Linked DNA regions of Mus musculus: region 1 is linked to region 2. A link is a loop called in an ENCODE intact Hi-C map of the cell type or tissue named here. Cell type or tissue: left cerebral cortex. All regions are shown on one strand. Links, peaks and the distances in the headings refer to the core of each region. The heading gives the core; the rest is flanking DNA.

Region 1 (5,379 bases), core at 121-5,120, 190 kb after region 2:
CAGATTAGTCAAATGTGAACCACAGGCAACAGGGTCAAGGAAGCTAAGAGAGAGGTAGTGGTGAACAGGAGAAGGAAGATAAGATTCAACACAAACACTTGCACTTTAATGCCTGGGCCCAGGTAACCTGAACACTTCTGGATTCGTTTAAGGACGAGCCAAGGATTGGGTATGGATTAGGGAAAGGCATCCTAGGTGGCTCTGAGTATCAGGCAAAGTAAAGCTCCCAGCCAGGGCATGGAGAACCTGGAGTACAGAACACTGGAGTGCAGCAGGACCGTAAGCAGGACTAGGAGTCCCTAGAGAACACAGTTAAGGTTGATGTGTCCATCAAACATCAAAGTGGGAATGCTGATTACACCGCTGGGCAAGGAGCCTGAATGCAGTGTAGGGACATTATTGTGGGGAATGTTGGTATACTGGTGATGCTTAGAGCATCCGTGTGGCTACAATCACCACAGCAGTAGGTATGCTTAAAGCAGAAAGGAAAATAAAGGGCAAGGCCTGCAGTACTCCAGTAAGATGAGAATGTTTCCAAGCCTGAGATGGATCAGCCAATGGGACTGAGGGAAAACCAGAGGCCACAGCGTTCTGGAGGCCATGTGTGGAAAGAACATAAAAGAGTTGGGAGACAATTAGTGGGGTCACCACTAAACCCAACATCCGCTCGAGAAACGTCTGGAAGATGAAGGCCTTCTGAGGGTGTCTCTGGAACGGGGACTCCAAGCTCAGTCACATTCATATTAGCAGAAAGCATGTGGTCTCAGCCAGCTGAGAGTGAGACACAGGAACTCAGCCTGCTGTGGAGGGCCGGTGAGCCTGCTGGGACCAGGCAGGGAAACTGAGGGACCAGAAGTACCACTGCCCACAGAGAAACACTGGGCAGAGAATGAGGAAATGAGCACTCGCCTATGAGGAGCAGCTGTGGTCAGAAGCAACCGTTGGTGGAGGAGAAAATGAAAGAAAGCAGGCAAATGCTGAGCCTGAGAAAGAAAACCTGTAGGTGATTTGAAGCAAGACATTTCCTGCCAGATTTGCATCGCTCCCAGTCCTGCCATCCACACCCTCAGATCTTCTTACCAGAACACCACTGGCTTCAGAGACCCAGCTGCTTCTTCCTGGTCCTCATTCTGCAACATTCTGGCTGTCCCTGAGAGACAGAAGGACCTGAATGTGGAGTGAAACAAGCTAGAGTTAAGGCCTAGCACTACCAGAAACTGTCTGAACTCCAGTGTGAGCTCACGGGATTGTTGGGAAAGAGGCTTCTATAGAAGGAGGGTTAGAAAAGGGTCTTTTAATTTGTAAAGTGTTACCTAAGTATCTGCACACATGGTCCCAGGGACAAGCCTGGGGGATGCCCTTTCTATATAGTGTCAAGAGGAGAAGGGAGTTAAAAGATGGCTTCACATGGAGGCACATAGGAAGACAGACTCAGAGCCAGATGAGAACAATAGTAAGTGACCCCCATCCCCACTCCACCCCACAGTCCCTCTTCCCCCGCCTCCACCCCCTCCCACCCCAGAAAGTACTTGAGGCTGGGCTAGGATGAAGTTGCTCCTCTGACTTCACTGACCTCATAGTCTGTGTGAGGTTCTTGGTACATGCGTATTTGATCATTCCCAGGAATTCAGCAGCCTTGAGGATGGAGGACAGGAAGACACACAGTCTTGGAGGGAAGTCCCTGGGAATTCTGAGAAAGGAATGTCAGGAGTTGTAGACAGCTCTGCAGACACTTAAAGTAGGACACAGATGAAAGAGGAGACCCTGAGGGGAAAGCAGGCCCACAGAAGCACTGAAGCAGTGTGTGTGTGTGTGTGTGTGTGTGTGTATGCGCGCACGCATTAATACCAATATTATTTTATTTGAATGGGTGTTTTGTCTGTACATATGTTTGTGCATCCATGGATGCTTGGGGTGGGTGTTAGATCCTTAGGAACTGGAGTTATACACAGATGGTTATGAGCCACTATTTGGGTGATGGGAATCAAACCCAGGTCCTTGAGAAGGGTATTCAGTGCTCTTGACCATGGAGACATCTCTCCTGTCTTATTACTATTTCTTTTTAAGTTTAAATTAGATTGACCTCCTAACTTTAGCTAAAAAAAATATAAAATTGAACACATTAATGGAATATCAAGTGGTATTTTCATTAATATAAACATTGCATAATATCAATATGAACAAACATATAAAGGACATTAAATCAACTCCTGTGCTCCTGGGTTATCGGTCACAGTGTCCACGAACAGATGGAAACGGCTTCAGTTCTCATTACCTGATAGATAGATAGGAAAAGCACGGTCCGTGCATGCAGCAGAATACTATGCAGCCAGGAAAAGAATGGGTGGCAGCGGGGGCGGAAGCAGAGCTCATTAGGTTGAGCAAATTAAGCCAGGCATGAAAGCTCAAATTCCACACTCTCTGTGGCAAAGGAGACAGCTGATGTCACAGAAGATGAGAGCAGACAGAGGATTCCAGGCTGGGGGAGCAAGGAGGGAGGGGAGGAAGAGGTGGTAGCTGTGTTTGACCTGATTTAAATATCACTTTCTTTTTGTTGTCTCTCGTCCCCCACCCCCATGATGCCTGAGGGTGGCTACTGCTGAAGACAAGCAAGTGTCTGTTCTATGCTTTATTGGTTCCCCCGCTCATCTGCTCCCCCTGCTCATCTGTTCCTATCAGCACTACTGTTACTGCGGAAGGGCTCCTAGCTTAAGAATCAGACAGCACTGACTTGTGTGTGACCCTTCCCCCTGCCCACGAATACTAGAACAGTGTACACCAGTTCCAATATAAACTGTGCTGCTCGGCGCTTGTACCCTGCAGAGCGTCCAATAACTTTTGCTGAGCCATCCAAGCCCAAGAAAAAATAACCCACTGTGACAAAACAAAGGCAGCTTTAGCTCAGGCCGGTACCCGCCAGTCAGGAGAGGCAGGCGAGGGCACCTCTGGGCAAGCATGGTCTTTGGTGTGCTGCCAAGCTGACTGTCCTGAGTGTGACAAAGCAAGGGAGGGGCCCAGTGGGCCCCAGTCAATGAGAAACAGATCTGCCCTAAAAATAACAGTGAATGAACAGGCTTGCTTACACTGTCTTGCTTCAGAACTGGTTTGGCACAAAATCAGACCTAATGATAGGTTCAGAAGGAAAAATTCATGGTTGGGATTTGGAATCCTCTGAGCCAACCAGTTATCCACAAACAAGTCCACGGCTCTTCCGCTGGGTTTCCCAGAAGGTCTTCCAGGACAGGTCTCTTGTCATCATGGAGGACTCCACAGTCCTATCTGGAGTCGCCTACTCCGGAGTGGAGAGATGGAGAAGGTAAACTCACACTGGCGCATAGTTCCAGGTTATACATGCAGGAGAAAGAGACCCTAAAGGAGAAAGCTTCTCTTGGATGGATGGTGAGAGGGGCTCAGCAGCGGGAGGGTCTACTTCAGCCCCAAGATATTTACAGAGCACTTCCTGAAAGAAGAGGCACCTGACTAACAGCAATCATTCCACCCACACATTGCTTATCATCATGCATATCTCAGAGTGATTTAAAAATAAATTTGTGGGGGTGGAAAGTGATGGCTGTTACCAAAGATGCCTAGAGATTGTTTCCCTCCTGGGTCAAGTCCAGCTGTCTAGAAGCCCTGCTGAAAAGGTTCATGAAGGTTTACATGGGTTCTGGATGACCATGGTGAGACCCCAGGTCTGTTGGTGCTCTCTGTGAGGATGGAGGGGGCTGCTGCCTATTCAGTGCTCGAAATTCCCTACAAAGAGGAGAGCTGAGTTCCAGGTGGGGAAGGAGCAAGGTAGAAGGGAACCAGCTCTACCTCAGCACAGCCCCTGCCATTGGAAAAGAGGACGTAACAATGTGTTCCAGAAGGAATGGACAAGGCACAGTCATGGAGAAGCAGTGAGGACAAAGGGGATGGAAGGCTCCTAGAGGCCACAGGGCAACAACCTCTTAACACATTTGCTTTTCATGGCAGTGAGCTCCTGTGAGCCCTCCTGTTTTTCCTTGAGCAGAGAAAGTCGAGGGGAGTTTGTCCCAGAGCCCAGCAAACTTCTCCACAGATCTACCCTGAGTACAGTGGAAGCAGTTTGAATGGCCTCTTAAAGATTCTGTCAGAAGCCACAGCTTTGATGTCAGAGAGAAAGAGAGCAAGAGAGGGAGAGACAGAGGAAGTGAAAGGGAGAGACGGAGAGGGAGAGAGTTCAGGCACACTTTCATTCTACCTTCTGCTAGTCGTAGGCCAGCCTCTCTGAGAAGCCTGAGGTCCCAAGAGCTATTATTATCTCTCTATCTCTCTTCAACTGACAAGATTGTATACAGAGCATGTGCCCATTGAATGTTTGTATGTGGAGTAAATGTGTGAACAAATGATTCATTTCTATTTCCAGAGGATTCAGAGATTCTAGAAGTATGTTCTACTTAGAGAGAAAACAGAATGTTCTATCCAACACTTGTCATTTCTAAGGAGTCCATAATAACCGCCACCATGGCGATAACTGAAATTGACTCAGGAATTACCAGGCCAGGGGACTCCAGAGAACAAACACGTCAGAGGGGATTGTTTGTACAAATCATGCTACAATTCCAATAGTCCAGACTGTAATCCAACACGGTTGTCAGGAGAGGAGGAGGAGTAGTGTATTCCTCATGGACCAAGGCTCATTTCCTCCTGGCTGTGGCTTCCGTGATGACTGTACTTCAGTCCTGAGTCCTGTGCAACCACCTAGCAGATGAGAAAGGGGCACTATACAGAAAAAATAAAATCAGTTGAACCCACTTACCCTGGATCAGAGAGTTGCAGAACCTTATTTGGATTCCTGGGGATTGGGAAGTGTCTGCTGGCAACTAGATGTAGACTAGGAAAGAAGTTTGCTGTGTGTGTCCACAAAGCTTCTGCCATCATACACTAACTTGCCTATCAAGACACACTGGCCATTCGGGCAATATTTTAGTTTACATTTCTTACATTAGGAAACTTGGAACTCAAAGCAATGGCCACCGTCTAGTATACAACAGAACTGGGTATTTTAGACTAACAAGACAGGCTTCTGGTGCTGAACGCTCAGGTAGATCAGCTAGTGTTCTGTGTATGGATGACGTTTGTGTCCATGCGACTTAGGGGATGTGACAGAAACAACTTAGGAGGGAGGGCTTTGGCTCATGGATTCTGCCCACTGTAGATGGGGAGACATGATGCAGGGACTCTGTAAGAAGGGGCACATGGCGGAATCCATTCACATGGTAGTAAACAAGAAAGCAAAGAGTACCAAAACCCAAAGCTGGGCTCTAGCTTACCTTTTCCAGCTAGCCCACACCTCCTAAAGGCTCTGTATTCTCTGAAATAGCACCACCAGCTGGGAGTGAGTGTTAAAGGCATGAG
Region 2 (5,379 bases), core at 190-5,189:
TTATTACAAGTAAGAGAAGCAGGAAATTTATTCTGCAGGTCCCCTCCTTCCAAAAGGGCTTCTCTTATGCATTTAACGCCAGAGAAGCAGAGGAGGGAACCGCATCCTTTGTGATGTGCAGAGAACATTTCTACTTATGTATTCCATCATTGTGTGAAATCCAGCATGCCTTAAGCCGTACTCTCCATTTCCCCCATCACAGCAGCGCTTCTGATTAGTGTTCCTATTTCAGATTTATTCCCACAAGCTTCCAAAGCACAAAACCCCTGAGTCATTCCTCGCTCCTGCCTCCTCCACACACCCATATCCAATCACTAATCAAGTCCTGTTGTTTCTGCCTTCAGAATAATTTTCATATCTTCCTTTTTCCGTTGCCATGGATACCATCGAATCTCCCCTTTTGCTTCATGCCTGGACAACCGTGGTAACTTCTGGAGTCTCTTGACTCCACTCCAGCCCTTCCACAGCTGCTGCAGGACTGACTGCTCTTGCTATGCCAACCCCTGCTCAGGGACCTTCAGTAGCTAGCTCCCTTCTGTTCTTCAAGTCCAAAGTCTTTAACTCCCATGGCCTTGTGGAGCTGACCATATTCAAAAGCTCTCTGTTCATTTACACGAAGTTTTTTGTGTGAAATTTAGGAGGGGCCTCCGAGCTAGGATGCCTTTGGGGTGCCTTCACGAGTAGCTTGCACTGCCAGAATGCAGAGGCTGTAGAGAACAGGGAAGGGCTGTCTCCCGCCCCCAACCACTTAGAGCTAAGGTAGCGTATTGCAGTCGACCTGCTCAAAATGGCCACTCTGAAACTCTATTTTTTTTTCTTTTGGTGTGTGTGCATGCATGTATTCACATATGTGCACATGCAGACATGGGTGCATGCTTATGTGCATGCAGGTGTGGAGGCCAGAGGTCATTGTGGGTATCTCCTCAATCACCCTCGACCACAGTTTTAAGACAGGGTGTCTTCTGAACCTAGGCTGATTATGCTAAACTGACTGACTAGTCCGTGGGCCCCAGGGATCCTCCTGACTCCATCGCCCGAGCTCTGGGATCTCAGGTGTGCACTGCCAGGTCCTTTTATGTTCATATAGGGTGGGAAGGAGGTGCTCATGGCTTTTCCGGAGCAGTCTGTACCTTCTTTTACCCATAGCCTTTGACTCAGGTGGCTTTTAAAAAACTTTCTGAAATATACCCTAACTTCCTTGTGACTGGATGATTCCTGTTTGCTCCTCAAAATTCATGAATATTAATTCTGTGGGAAGTCCTTGACCCCGCAGCTGGGAATACTCTATGTTTGATGTGCTCTTACCACTGCACAGTTTAATTTCTCAGCCTTGACTTGAGGACCTATGGTTAGCCACTCTGCACAAAGACTACGCATGCTCTTTTCAATATTTTTTAAACATTAATTTTGTCCCACTTTGGACTTTCTGCCAATTCTAGAAAACAGTACACACGTATCATCAATGTAACTGTCCTTTAGATAAATCACTAGTCATTCTAAATACCCTCTCATCTCAAGAGTGATAGGATCTGCCTTCGGAAACGCTTGAGTACACAGGAGTGTCCTGGCCATGCCGAGGAGGTAAACGGCTTGCATGTTGTCCTCTGTGTGCTTGCGTGCTCTGGCTACATCTTCTGTGCTTGCATCATCTGCTACTGCTTGCCAAGTGGTCTCTGTTTACATGTAATTGAACATCTATCTGGCTTTTGGAACAAGGGTGCCTTCCCACAGTATAATGCATGGTGACATCTCTCAGAGAGCATGCCCAGGTTCAGCAGGCTGCACCCCATGCTGTCTCTTTCTGTTGCCTCAGACTCCCAGAGACTCCTCCATCTGAGGTCTGGCTAATATTTAGGTGGAATAAATTCATCATACAGCATTCGTGATCTGCATTTTCTGAAATACCTAGGAGTGTCAAGATCCCCTCCATATCATATAAGTGCCAAGAGGTCATTGGGTGCACAACAGCACACTCATCTCTGCAGGTACTTCTCCACACTGTGCTGCTCTGCTGTTGAAAGGCTAACTGGACAGCTCAGGCAAGAGAGGATAGAAGAGCTGCTTGTGGATTTTTATTTCATTATTGATTATGGTGAAATCTGCCTGCCTCCACACAAGCGCCTGACCCCTGTGCTGAGAACATACTCAGAGGCCCATGATCAGTCTCTTCCTTCATCTTTATCTCTAGATCTTCTTGTCTGACTGTGCTGCCTCAAGTCACAAGTTCTTTTCACTTTCTTCTTAATCCTTAGATAAATATCAACCCCCCACAGATCATAAACATCTAGACTTTCTTGTATCTAGAGCTTCTGATAAAGCTGTCTTCAGTTCCAAGGTGAGCAAACACATTCATGGCTGTAATTTACCATGGGCTTCAAAATCTTCACTTGCAAAAGCAAAGCTTTGCTTTTGAGTTACAGCAAAATCTTCCCAGAGCAAACAGTTCCTCAGTAGAAGACAAGAGAAGGTCACTAATGCATTACAAAGATGTTATCTAGCAGTAGTCTAACACCTGTGCTGCATCATAATCACCATCTCCCCTGCTGTTGTCCCTTCTAGACTGGATCACCTATGGGGGTATGTCCTGCTCATTGTGGGCTCCTGATATAACACGACAGACACTTCCTGGTAGGGATCGGTGCATGCGCAGAGGAGAGATGGACAAGACCATTTTGGAAACCTCTGTGTTCCTAAGCAACGGGCTTGACAGTGATTGCTGAGGCATGAATTTGCAGGCCTGCTGGCTAGTCTTTATAGCGGTCAAAAATAGACACGTTCTGTGTTGTATTCAGCTGCTAAGCAGTGTGTGTGTATGTGTGTGTGTGTGTGTGTGTGTGTGTGTGTGTGTGTGTGTGCACGCGCGCACGCACAGAATTCTTATTCTCGTGGAGCTGTAGAGGGCTAGTGCTAACCTGTATAGATAATTCCAGGAATCTTAAAACTCGATGCTCACATGGCAGCATAATGGCAGCGTGGAACTGTCAGCTGTTGAACTCACAGGACATACCAGCGCTGGTCTGGGAGCGTCTCATGCAGCATCCGAGCGTTCCTGGGCTCCTGTGATTATCCTCATCTTAGAAATGAGGAAATGCCAAGAGGTCAAGGGCTTTGTCTAGAGGTCACCCGATCAGAAGGAAGCAGAGCTGGGGCAGGAACATGGTCTCATTAGCAGGTGGCTGGGGTCCATCTGGCAGTGCTTCTAAATGATCCTAGCAGGGTATGCGTGTCTAGATTCTACCTATTGCATTAGAATCAAGCTGGACATGTCTGTTGTACATCTCAGGCATGAAGTCTTGAGCAACCCTGTTGATCAAATGAAGGAAGGTTTTCCTCAAGGAGTGGGATATGCACAGAGAAGTTCACAAGCAAATTCATCAGAAAAAAAAAATCCTGGAACAATCCACTAATGAACAAAGCCATAGACAATCTGTTTCCATGCTTTGCATGGCTTTAAAGAAAAAGCAAAGTGTTGCTTTGCAGAAACCAATGCTTACTTTTTCCTGAATAAAATCTGTCTGTAAGATAAATGAGAGAGATCAAAACGAGGCCACAAAAGTGGAAATCGCATGCCAGTCCTGAGTGAGTCCTGAGTCTCAGGTCCTGAGTGCTCTTCCTCAGCCTCACCCCTCAGGGAAGCATTCAGTACATTTGTTGCACCATATATGTAAAATCAGACTTTTATTACATTCTGGTGTAAGACAACCAAACAACCAAACAAACTTTTCTTATGTCTTTTTTGATTAGATATTTTCTTTATATACATTTCAAATTTCAAATGCTATCCCGAAAGGTCCCCATACCTTCTCCCCTCACCCCCTTACCCATCCACTCCCACTTCTTGGCCCTGGCGTTCCCCTGTACTGAGACATATAAAGTTTGCAAGACCAATGGGCCTCTCTTCCCAGTGATGGCCGACTAGGTACATTTACACAATGGAGTACTACTCAGCTATTAAAAAGAATGAAGTTATGAAATTCCTAGGCAAATGGATGGACCTGGAGGGCATCATTCTGAGTGAGGTAACCCAATCACAAAAGAACTCACATGATATGTACTCACTGATAAGTGGATATTAACCCAGAAACTTAGAATACCCAAGATATAAGATACAGTTTGCAAAACACATGAAACTCAAGAAGAACGAAGACCAAAGTGTGGTCACTTTGCCCCTTCTTAGAATTGGGAACAAAACACCCATGGAAGGAGTTACAGAGACAAAGGATGGGCCATCTAGAGACTGCCAAACAAACTTTTTAAAAAAGTATCTTAAAAAGCTGTTCTCAAAATATCAAGGTCCCCAATGAAGGAGCCAGAGAAATACCCACGGAGCTGAAGAAGTCTGAAGCCCCATAGGAGGAACATGAATATGAACTAACCAATACCCTCAGAGCTCCTTGGAACTATACCACCAGTCAAAGAAAACACATGGTGGAACTTGTGTCTCTAGCTATATATGTAGCAGAGGATGGCCTAGTCAGTCATCAATGGGAGGAGAGGCCCTAGGTCCTGTGAAGGCTCTGTGCCCCAGTATAGGGGAATGCCAGGACCAGGAATGGGAGTGGGTGGGTTGGAGAGCAGGGGGAGGGGGAAGGGGATAGGGGATTTTCGGAGGGGAAATTAGGAAAGGGGATAACATTTGAAATGTAAATAAAGAAAATATCTAAAAAAATAAAAATAAAATAAAATAAAATAAAAAGAGAAACAAAAGCAATTTCTAAATTGAAAAAAAAAATCATCTGGACCATGCTCCACAGTGTTATGCCTGCACATAGCAACACATACCAGTGTTATGCCTGCACATAGCAACACACCTATTAGAGCATCTCAGGGGGGTGTGGCTCACTGTCTTGACCACATAGACACATCAGTTTTTGTTGTGGAGAAAAGAAAGGAAAATCATTGATTTTTGAATTATGTCTTAGGTTTTATATGTTCACTATAGACAGACACACTAACTGAATTTTCTAAGTTACATCTTTTGGGCGGCAAAATGATTAATGCAATCACTGAAATCTTGGTTATCTAGACAGCTCACTGCATGTGGTCGAGAGCCGAATGAAACGGAGACAGGGAGAACTAGTGTTGAATCTTGACTTTATATCTGTAGATTTGGGGCAATAGTTGATTTCCCTGGGCTTCGAATTACTCATCTAAAATCTGCATGTATAGTATTGATACCTCTGTAAATGTAGGATATCATAATTAAGAATAAACCCACAAAGGCAAAGTGCCATGGCCCCCAGAGTAGAGTGAAGAGTAGATATTCCTGTTATTCTTACTAATAGACTGGCAACAGACTTTCCAAATACGCTCGGCTCCTACAGTCAGCACACCTTCAAGTATAATCATTTTACAGCAACAATGATTGGTGACACGTAA

What was found. A loop is a pair of places that touch in the nucleus more often than their neighbours do. Peaks named below come from ENCODE experiments on the same cell type or tissue, not always from the same donor. Only the 100,000 strongest peaks of a DNase experiment are listed, where the experiment ranks them.
Region 1: a loop joins it to region 2, with 12 times the contacts of the local background. A loop is called at or near these places in 4 of 42 quality-filtered maps.

Annotation. Positions count from the first base shown.
Region 1 is chr9:14,087,146-14,092,524 of GRCm38, forward strand. It overlaps 1700019J19Rik (RIKEN cDNA 1700019J19 gene), which reads left to right and starts at 2,932. Exons shown (of 4, transcript NR_166640.1): 1 at 2,932-3,316. In left cerebral cortex, for the core only: no CTCF peak of the experiment used is centred there; DNase peaks (open chromatin) are centred at 1,051, 2,636, 2,992, 3,524 and 1 more place; H3K27ac peaks cover 2,342 bases.
Region 2 is chr9:13,895,932-13,901,310 of GRCm38, forward strand. No RefSeq gene overlaps it. Among named protein-coding and RNA genes, the nearest start is that of Fam76b, 71 kb to the left of the region's middle. In left cerebral cortex, for the core only: no CTCF peak of the experiment used is centred there; DNase peaks (open chromatin) are centred at 242 and 2,703; H3K27ac peaks cover 2,810 bases.